2 separate regions of the Homo sapiens genome follow, and region 2 is linked to region 1. The links are chromatin loops, found by intact Hi-C in ENCODE. Cell type or tissue: PC-3. All regions are shown on one strand. Each heading gives the region's core, and the rest is flanking DNA. Links, peaks and the distances in the headings are about the cores only. Region 1 overlaps LOC101927284 (a long non-coding RNA gene). Region 2 has its middle 9.4 kb from the start of LINC00557.

Evidence for each region. Hi-C counts contacts between places; a loop is a spot of excess contacts. Peaks named below come from ENCODE experiments on the same cell type or tissue, not always from the same donor. Only the 100,000 strongest peaks of a DNase experiment are listed, where the experiment ranks them.
Region 2: it touches region 1 in a loop (2.0-fold over the local background); 1 of 110 quality-filtered maps calls a loop at or near these places.

Annotation. Positions count from the first base shown.
Region 1 is chr13:94,781,922-94,787,306 of GRCh38, forward strand. The region is part of intron 2 of LOC101927284 (a long non-coding RNA gene); the gene reads left to right. Among named protein-coding and RNA genes, the nearest start is that of SOX21-AS1, 72 kb to the left of the region's middle. In PC-3, for the core only: no CTCF peak of the experiment used is centred there; no DNase peak of the experiment used is centred there; H3K27ac peaks cover 728 bases.
Region 2 is chr13:94,947,922-94,953,306 of GRCh38, forward strand. No RefSeq gene overlaps it. Among named protein-coding and RNA genes, the nearest start is that of LINC00557, 9.4 kb to the right of the region's middle. RefSeq lists an enhancer at 1-551. In PC-3, for the core only: a CTCF peak has its summit at 2,587; no DNase peak of the experiment used is centred there.

The DNA.
Region 1 (5,385 bases), core at 94-5,093:
GACAGACACAGAGAGATGCAGAGAGAATTTTGTTCACCTAAAATTAACCATTTTAAAGTGCCTAATTGTGTGGCATTTAGTAAATTCACAACGTTATGCAAACAGCACTTCTTTCTCTCTCTCTTTTATTTTTATTTTTATTTTTTGGGAAACGGAGTTTCACTCTTGTCGCCCAGGCTGGAGTGCAGTGGTGTGATCTTGGCTTATTGCAACCTCCACCACCCAGGTTCAGGCAAATCTCCTGTCTCAGCCTCCCTAGTAGCTGAGATTACAGGCGCGTGTCACCATGCCGGCTAATTTTTGTATTTTTAGTAGAGATTGGATTTCACCATGTTGGTCAGGCTGGTCTCAAACTCCTGACCTCAGATGATCCGCCCACCTCAGCCTCCCAAAGTTCTGGGATCACAGGCATGAGCCACCACGCCCCGCTAAGCATCACCTCTTTGTTGTTCCAGAACACTTTAGTCACCCCAAAAGGAAAGAGTTCCCATGAATCAATGACACTCCATTCTTTAAGCCACTCTAGCCCCTGGCAACCACAAATCTGCTTTCTGTCTCTGTGGATTTACATGTTCTAGATGTTTCTTATAAATGAAATCATATGATATATGGTCTTTTGTGTCTGGCTTCTCTCATTCAGCATAATGTTTTCTAGGTTCATTCACATCATAACACGTTAGTACTTCTTTCCTTTTTATGATTGAATAATATTCCATTGTATGGATATACCACATTTGTTTATTGTAGTTTCTTTATTTTCATTTTCTCTTCTAAGGCACCCTATTCTTGTTCCTGGAAGCAGGTTGCCTATAGGATTGAATCCATGGGGGTGGGAACACATAAGGATGACAGCTAAATAACTACACTCAAGGCCTTCTTTTCAATTCTCCAGGGCCCACTGTTGGTCCCTTTAGCAATCAGCTTGGTACTGACCTTGAATCAGTCACTTGATCTCCCTGTCCCTCAATTTCCTCAGCTATAAAGTAGGCTTGATGACTGCCTGCTACCTATCCCACAGGGAATAACGAGTTAATGCTCATTAAAAGCTTTCAGCTTCTCAGATGTTAGGCACCATATATTGTAGATAAGTACAACGTAGCAATCTAATAAGCATCCTCTGGGAGTTCAGTTTGTTTTTCCTAATTATCTTTTTTAAAAATGACAAACCTCAGCAAATTTTCCCAGGCATGTGGGGTGCACCCTTTCTCATTCCAGAACATGCCTTACTCTTGGGCATAGTGGGGGTATGCTCTCAGGGCTACCTGAAAGGGGTCTTTTCTCTGCTTGCCCCAGCACATTACCTGCTCATCAATTCTAGAATCAATGTAGGGTGTTAAAGATGACTGAGCAGCCACCATTTGCCAAATGTAAGACAATTGGGTCTACGATCTCATTAGATTCTTAAGGCAGCCATGTGATACAGATGTTACTCCAATCTGAATATGAAGCCATGGAAGCCCAGTGGGATAATGTGACTCGTGCAAAGTTCCAAAGCCAGGAACAAGAGGAGGTAGGACTCAGTCCTGCTTGTGTAACATCTTTGCAGTCTGTGCTGCTTCACTTTCAGAATGGACTGGTGGCATTCCTGAGAAGGTTTTGAGTGGTCATATTGGACTCTGTGCATCTGAAAGGTCTTGGGAGAACAGTAAGATGGAATGGAAGAAGCAAACATACTGATTTGAATGGGACAACCCCTAAATTCATGTCCACTCAGAACCTCAGAATGTGATCTTATTTGGAATGAGGATCTTTGCAGATGTAGTTGGTTAAGATGACGTCACTTAATCTCCATGTGCCTCAGTTTCCTCAGCTATAAAGTAGGCTTGATGACTGTCTGCTACCCATAAGGGTAGGCCCTAAGTCCAATGACTGGTGTCTTTTTTTTTTTTTTCTTCAAGACAGAGTTTCACTCTGTAGCCCAGGCTAGAGTGCAGTGGCGCGATCTCTGCTCACTGCAAGCTCCACCTCCCGGGTTCATGCCATTCTCCTACCTCAGGCGTAGCTGGGACTACAGACGCCTGCCACCGGGCCCGGCTAATTTTTTGTATTTTTATTAGAGACGGGGTTTCACCATGTTAGCCAGGATGGTCTCTATCTCCTGACCTCGTGATCCACCCACCTCAGCCTCCCAAAGTGCTGGGATTACAGGCGTGAGCCACCGCGCCCAGCCGACTGGTGTCTTTTTAAGAGAAAGTAGAGGGAGATTCAGATGCACACAGAGGGAAGAAGGCAGAGGTGGGAGTGATAAAGCTGCAAGCCAAGGAATGACAAAGATTGCCAGAAACCACCGGAAGCTAAGAGGCAAAGAAAAAATCTGCCTTAGAACCTTTGGAGGAAGCAAGGCCCTGCCAGAGCCTTGATTTCAGCTTCCAGAACTGTGAGCTAATACATTCCTGTTGTTTTAAGCCGCCCAGTTTATGGTACAGAAGTCCTTGGAAACCAATACATAAACCTTCCTACATTTTGTAAGTTGGCCTGTGGACTCTTCCACTGGACTCTTCATGTCACAGTTAATTATGGAATGAGAAAATATTCTGAACTGTTTAGATTATCAGAAATTGAAATTTTTATGAAAAAGAAAAATCCCTTCCCATGAGCAGCCTTTAGCCACCTGGCTATGATGATTCTCAAGAAACAAAAATGTCAGTGGAAAAGAAAAAGTTTATAAAGGAATAGAATGATATATATAAGTAAGTATAACTACTATAGTAAGTATACTACCCTTAAGTAGGTATAATTACTAAATTTCTTTTTAAAGAAATAGACTAGAAGGCATAGGTTTGATGCCCAGGGAAGTGAAAAGATTGCTAGTGTTTGAAACAGTTTATTTAACGAAAAAGAAGAAAGAGCTGGAAACAAATAATAAATAAATTGAGCTGGGCGCGGTGGCTCACGCCTGTAATCCCAGCACTTTGGGAGGCCGAGGCGGGCAGATCATGAGGTCAGGAAACGGAGACCGTCCTGGCTAACACAGTGAAACCCCGTCTCTACTAAAAATACAAAAAACAATTAGCCAGGCATGGTGGCAGGCACCTGTAGTCCCAGCTACTTGGGAGGCTGAGGCAGGAGAATGGTGTGAACTTGGGAGGTGGAGCTTGCAGTGAGCCGAGATCCTGCCACTGCACTCCAGCCTGGGCGACAGAGTGAGACTCTGTCTAAATAAATAAATAAATAGAAGTGAAGAACAAGAAAATGTTAACCTGAACTTAAAATGTTGGTTGCAACATATTTACCAAGACTAGTCTTCTGGTGAATGCATCTGGAAATTCAGGGTCAAGAGGATTTTTCTCTCTGGGTTGAGTACAGGGATTAATGGAAGGCAAAGATGATATCATTTATCAAAGTAATATAGATTAGGTGTGGGAGATTTTTGACTGATGTCCGCTTGTGTTACTTTTTATTAATTGGTTCATCTTACACTTCACTGCTGAAGCTTATACAGAGGGTGGTGGTCAAAGTTTGGCTAAAAAGAGCCTAATTTTCAGGTTGAGGGGTGGATAGTCAGCCATTTTTCATTCAGTTGGGCAGAAAGAGCAGAGGATAGATGACCCAAAGTCCTGATTTCTATTTCAAATTCTCCATCAACTAGCTTATGACCTTGCATAAGATCACCCAATATCCACAAGTCTCAGTTTTCTCTTCTGTTTTATGAAAGTACCAAGCAACATGATGTGTAGAACACCTGTATGTACTATGAATAAAATACCCCTTTTCCAGTTAAATAAAGAAGCCAAACATGATAACGGTGTTTCAAGATGTACAGAGATTGGGGTAGGGGCCAACTCAAAGGACGTAGGTAAATGTACTGTTTATTCGGAGCAGAATTAATGATTTAAGATGAGGTTTCATGAAAGCCTAAGTACATAAGTCAAATGAATTCTATCAATTAACTTGATGATATCCCAAATTCATTGCTGTACACGCAGGTCCAAATGATCATATCCCCCTGATATTCTGCATTAGAAGAAACTGACACAAAGCCTTAAAATGATAGTCTTAAGAAAACAGATTAATGCATTAATATTTTATAGCAAAATCTCTAATCTAAAGAAAAAATGCTTTCCAAAAGTAATGACAATGGAATGAGACCATGTGATGGTTAATATTGAGTGCCAACTTGATTGAATTGAAGGATGTAAAGTATTGATCCTGGGTGTGTCTGTGATGGTGTCGCCAAAGGAGATTAGCATTTGAGCCAGTGGGCCAGGAAAGGCAGACCCACCCTTAATCTGAGTGGGCACAATCTAATCAGCTACCAGCATGGCCAGAATATAAAGCAGGCAGAAAAATGTGTAAAGGCTAGACTTGTTTAGCCTCCCAGGCTACATCTTTCTCCCATGCTGGATGCTTCCTGCCCTCGAACATCGGACTCCAAGTTCTTCAGCTTTGGGACTCAGACTGGCTTCCTTGCTCTTCCATTTGCAGATGGCCTATTGTGGGACCTTGTGATTGTATGAGTTAATACTACTTAATAAACTCCCTTTTACATATATCTATCCTATAGTTCTGTCCCTCTAGAGAACCCTGACTAATACAGACCAGTGAAGTTAGTAAAAGGAAATGAGATCACCTTTATAGTCTTCTCTGCATACATACCTGCACATAAAAATGTCAAAATGTCTTGTTTTTGGTAGATGCTCAAAAAAAGTTGGTTGGATGAATAAAAACTTTCCTCTTGTATTACACCAATTGTTTCCCTTCCTCTTCCATTTTTACTTTGTTTTTATAAAATATTATATTTTTAATAAAATGTTTTTATATTTTATATTTTTACTTTGATTTTCTAGGGTTTTGTTTTGTTTTGTGTTTTAGATTTGGGGGCAGCACCATAAAAAACTGATCACCCAGGCACCTCCTTGCTCCTTCCCTGGCAGTCCCTAAAGTGATCCATTTAGGCTAAAGTTTTGATGAAACCATGAAACTCACCATTAAAGATTCCTAAGACTTCATTCTCAAAATGATAGTATGCTCATTCATTTCAAATGCAAACTAACAAAAAATACCCAATCCAAGTTTTCCCACAAGTTAAGCCAACATCAAAAATTATTTTTCTGTGCCAAATTTTTAGTACATTAAAAGTTATGAGTATCTGTAGGTTGAATTTGGGCCAGTAAGGAGAGTTTCATTTCCTTGACAGGACTAAATTTTTATGGGGAACTCTCATAATCAGGATTTCTTTAGCAATCACATCTAACACAATTTCTGAATTCCATAGAACTAACCGACTACCATTGTCTATATCAGTTTATAGTCTCCTGGCAGTCACAGGCCATTTAACCTAATGGATAGCAGAGTTTGCAGCTGAAATTGGGTGGGAGAGCTAGAGCTTGTAACTTATCCTTTTTGGGCCATCCTGTCTTAAAACTGTTTCAGTCCATTTTCTGG
Region 2 (5,385 bases), core at 212-5,211, 170 kb after region 1:
TGTTTCAGGGTCTGGTATTTGTTTGTGCTTTATCTTCCCCTACCTCTTAATAAAAAGAGTAAACCAGTCTGCCTGTGAGAGTATTGACTGTGGTTAAGAATGCGGGATTGTGTTGCAAAGAAGCTCAGGCCTGTAATGTTATCACTCAGCAGGACTGGGTCCCATCAGAAGGCACATGGTGTGCCATGACGTAGCTGGTCTTCGACCACAAAAGCAGACTTTTCTCTGTGAATTAGACAAACCACACAAAAGGCAACAATAGCTAGCATAAACACCATTTAATACTATTCACAGGCTATTGAAGAGATGGGCGTTGACTAAGAATTGCTGCAACGCCAAGACATTGTAGTCAGATGAAAAGAGGCCTAATGAACAGGAAGCATCATTTGAGCAGGCTGACAGTAACCATATAACGGCGGGATTGTGGGGCTGGCATTTACCCCAAGGGTCTTTACGGTGAGAAAAATAAAGAGAAATTAAAGCATAAGGAATCCTCTTTGTGGGCACTTAAAGCCCATGAAGCAACACAAGAAGCTATACAATTGTCTTTTCAAGGCTCGTCTGTGCTTTAGATAATTATGAAAAGGAAACAGTTGGGGTGTGCTTGCTTATAGGAGTCTATATGACCCATTGGGAAGACTCTTCTATAAAAACAGATGAAATTTTCACAGCAAAATGAATAATTGTATGAGCTTTCACCTTGTTTTAAGACAGGAAGAACTAACTTCAGCTGGATTAGTCAAGCTATTTCGCCATTTCTGGCAGCCCCTTCTGGGTACACGAGGTATCCGTGGCAAGACATCCTCATTTTTCAACAGGTTCATGAAGAAAAGGAAAGTTAAATAAATCTTTGGAAATATAATGCTTATCTTTAAAATATTTATACCTCTGTCTAATAGATACTCATTTATAGGAATATGACGTAGGGATTTAAAGAAAATACTTTTGAAGCAAATCTTTAATGATAATCATTCTTTGATGTATACTGAGCATTTTGTTAAAAAAAAAAGCGTAATCAGTACACAAAATACATTAAGGAATGCTACTGAGGATCGCACAAGGAGATTTTTTACAAGCTAGAAGGAACCCTGGAATGTTCTGGAATGACATTTTACTGAGGGAAAAATAAGAACCAGGGTGTTAAGTGACCAGCTATAGTCATATAACTAGTGATAGCAACTCACGTGAGACCCAGGTCTCCTGACTCCCTGTCCACTGTGCTTTCTACTATTTTGAATATAGAAATATTTTGATTTTTTAATATAGACATCATTATTTCATATATAACATAATCTTTTTGGTTGTTTATTTAGCTGTTTAACCTCTCCTGGTTGTTTAACATCCCTGTGCCTCAGTAGTACTCTCTGTACAATGGGGTTAACCTACCCTAAAGAAATGTTGAGAAGGACTAAATGAGTAAGTGTATATAAATGTTTGCTACTATTATTGTTTATAAAACAGCAGTGAGGATTTTGAAGATGATGGTTCCACTGAAGTCTGGGCTATCAGGGAACATCTGGATCACTCAGGAAGACCAACAGCTCTTACAGCAGGTAAGAGGTCTGAAGACCAAAGAAGTTCTGATTGACCCGAGACACAGACATTGACAGACCATTCTCAGGTCTTCTCACTGCAAACCAGAGCTCTTTTTCTAACTCTATGATGATGTCTCTCAAGACCTTAAAATATACTCTGTAAGAACAGTGAAACTGCCTACTGTAACCAAGCATGTTGAATAAAGCTCCCAGTAGAAGCTGACTATATACACTAAATGCTCTTTTCTTTAAAGCAGTTTTCAAATTTTAGTGTGCATTAGAAAAGAAAAGAAGTTTAGGGAGGTCCTTCCCCAACATATTATAATTCCGTGGGTCTCACAGAGGGCCCAGGAAACCATGTTTTTAAAAAGCACCTCTCGTCAGTGATTCTGATAGGTTGTCCAAACGCTACACTTTAAGGAAAATTCCCTGAAAGAATAGATTCCAGTTTTCTTATTTGTACTCTGTGTCAACAGTTGCCATCTAAGTTGGTTTGCTGGCAATGATGATAATCAACAAAAGGATTCTTTTATACTAGTAAAAAATTAACTAGAAAAAAAAAGCTAGTTCTGCTAAAGCTGAACCCATCTTGCTGTCTCAAAGCCCCAAATTATCACTCTAACTCCAGTCAATCATCTTGCCCATGTAAAAATAATGGATTTGTGACAGAGAACATAACAGGTCATCACTGATACCTTATCACAATAGGAAAAGCTCCGAGAAACACTGCTCTACTGAATGGTAGATTTATCAATGTCAGACATTCATTTATTCATCTACCAATCATCTTTGCCAAGAACTACGGTTCTGGAAAAGAGAGATTTAAACGAAACAAGCCATAATACCTTCAGCCCTCAGGCGGGTTATAACCTAGTAGGACAAGTAAAACATACACACACTTATCTTTGAATAAAAGGCATAGTATACCACCCGAGTTGTTCTGCAACTAGTTCAGCTGCTGATTTGTATTTTCTTTCTCCTCAAGTCGCTTAAAGTAACACAGGGATCAGATAATGGAAGGGACGCCAGAGCGAAAAAGATAAAGCAGGAAGAGGCCATCTACTGGCAGCTTTCTTCCTGTCCACTTCGCCTGCCCTATTTGTGTTTGCTTGACTCCTCCGCACATCCTGAAAACTTTGCACACAAATATCTTCACTATATCGCTTTAGCCCCATCCAAAAAAAGTGTACTGAGCAATTGTTCTGTGCCATGCTTTGGGAACCTCCCAACAATGGGAAAGGAATAGAATGGGGCCTGGGCAGTCAAACAGGCAGAGAATATTCTTTTTTTTCCCCCGCCAAGACTCCGCTCTTGTCACCCAGGCTGGAGTGCAATGACGCGATCTCGGCTCACTGCAACCTCCGCCTCCCAGGTTCAAACAATTCTCCTTCCTCAGCTTCCCATGTAGCTGGGATTACAGGCGACCGCCACCATGCCTGGCTAATTTTTTCGTATTTTTAGTAGAGATGGGGTTTTACCATGTTGGCCAGGCTGGTCTCGAACTCCTGACCTCAGGTGATCCACCCGCCTCGGCCTCTCAAAGTGCTGGGATTACAGGTGTGAGCCACCGTGCTCAGCCAAGGATACTCTTTATAGCATCATTCATTAGTATTTTCTCTCTGCCCCAAAGTGTGCATTAGACCTTTACAAATAATGGTGTCATTTAATCTCCACCGTAACCCTGACAGCATTATTACCTTCGTTTTATGATGAAAACACTGAGGCTTGGGGAAGTCAAATAATTTTCCAGCTTCACACAGCTGGTGTTAGAAAAAAGATGAAAATCCTGTCTGATTCTAAAGATCACATTCTTAACTTCTCTGCATATTTGAATTTCTATTTTCTGTGCACTCACTATATGCCAGGCCCAGTGCTAGACAGAGGTTATGTTCACACCGTGTAAGGAGTTCCGGAATGCTAACACATTGATTGTAAGGCAGTGCTTCTCCCGCGGAGGCAATTGTGAGGCTCCACTCACCGGGAGTATTTATCAATGGCTGGAGACATTTTTGGTTGTCAAACTGTAGGAGAAGGGAGTGTACGGGCATCCTCCGAGTCGAGGCCAGGGATGCTGTGATGTATCCAGCAGCACACAGGGGAGCTCCCACAGCAAAGAATTAGCCTGCCCAAAGTGTCAGTGGGGTTGAGGCTGAGAAACCCTATGATGAAGGAACTGAGTGGAAGCAGCATTAACTGGGGAGGGAGTGGCAGAGGGTCAGAATGATTCCAAAGAAGGTGATACTTTGAGTTGAGCTTGGAAGGGTGAGTGAAAATTTTCCATCTTGAGAGAGGAGAGTGAATCAGGAAGAGAACACGAGAGAAGATGCTCAGCGAACAGCAGGTGTTTTGCAGGATGTGAGCAGAGGGAGTGCATGGGAAGGGAAGGAGGCAATAAGCCTGACAGACAAGCCTAGGTGCCTTCTGCTCAGGAGGGAAGAGGCACAGGCCAGAGTCAGAGTGGGGAGGGGACTGGCAGTAAAGAGACCAGTCTAATGAGGTCTGCACTCATTAGACTCATTCCCCTAAAGTTAGAGAACCCAGAAGGCAGGATTTGTCAGAGCAAACAGGGAGAGGATGCAGATGATATGGAGGAAGTGGAATAGACTCTCATTGTCTACTTTAGTGGGATGAAGAAAAGGGAGAAATCAAGGCCCAGGGCCTGGTTTAGAGTCTGTTTAGAGTCTGCAGAACTGGGAAGTGTTGAAGTGAAAGAGAAGAAACATGGTTAGAGCAGGAATGCTGGTTACTCAGGATGGGTCTCACATTGGCCTCTGTATTCTTTTGTCCAACCAACTATGGATCTGGTGGGTATGATACTCAGGCCCTATCTTCACAGTTCTAGAAATTAGATCTACAAATGTATCTGCAAAAAAAGTCAAGTTCCCCCCTTTCTTGTGACCATAGGGGTTCATGGGAAAGGGGACATCTGCCTTTGCTCAAGCTTGCTGCCTCCTCTACTATGCTTTCTTCTTCCTTTCTCTACAAGTTTCTCCAAAGCATCATCTATAATCCTTGTTTCCAATTCCCGTAGCTTCTCACAATGTTTTTTCCTCATCACATTACTGAGACTGAATTTTCTAAGGATATTGTTGATCTTAGCACTTAAATCCAATGGCCTTCTTCAAGCTCTATCTTCTGCAACTAATTTGCAGTGTTTCACACTGTTAACTTTATCATTTTCCTTGAAATGCTGATTTTCCTGGGTTTCCATCCTACTGACTCTCATGATTCACTCATAACCCCTTTTTGAACTCAGCAAGGGTCCCAAAAATGGGATCCCCCAAGAGGTCACCCTGACCCTTCTTATCTATTTCTTCATTATTTTCTCTTGGAAACCCCATACCTCCATTTACTATCTATCTTATACACACCCAAATACAATGTATAGTTCTTGCCCTGTCTTTTATCTCATTGTCTTTCCAGTTCCTTACCTCCATAGGGAGATCACAGCAGTGCCTCCAGCTGTGAAATGCCATGGAATAGACTGAGCACTGACTCCATCATCTGTGTCTCTCTGGCCCTGGCCATGGTGCTTACCACTCCAATCAGCTCACATATTAATGAAGTTAATGTGTATTAAATGACTGTTAGAGATAGAATGGCCATAACCAAAAAAGACAGCACTACTGAAAAAAATAGATAATACAAAAAGTGGAAAAACATCCCATGCTCATGGATTAGAAGACTTAATATCATTAGAATGACCATACTGCTCAAAGCAATCTGCAGATTCAACACTATTGCTATCAAACTACCAACATCATTTTTTCACAAAATTAGAAGAAAACTATTCTAAAATTCATGTGAAACCAAAAAAAGAAAAAAGAGCCTGAATAGCCAAAGCAGTCCT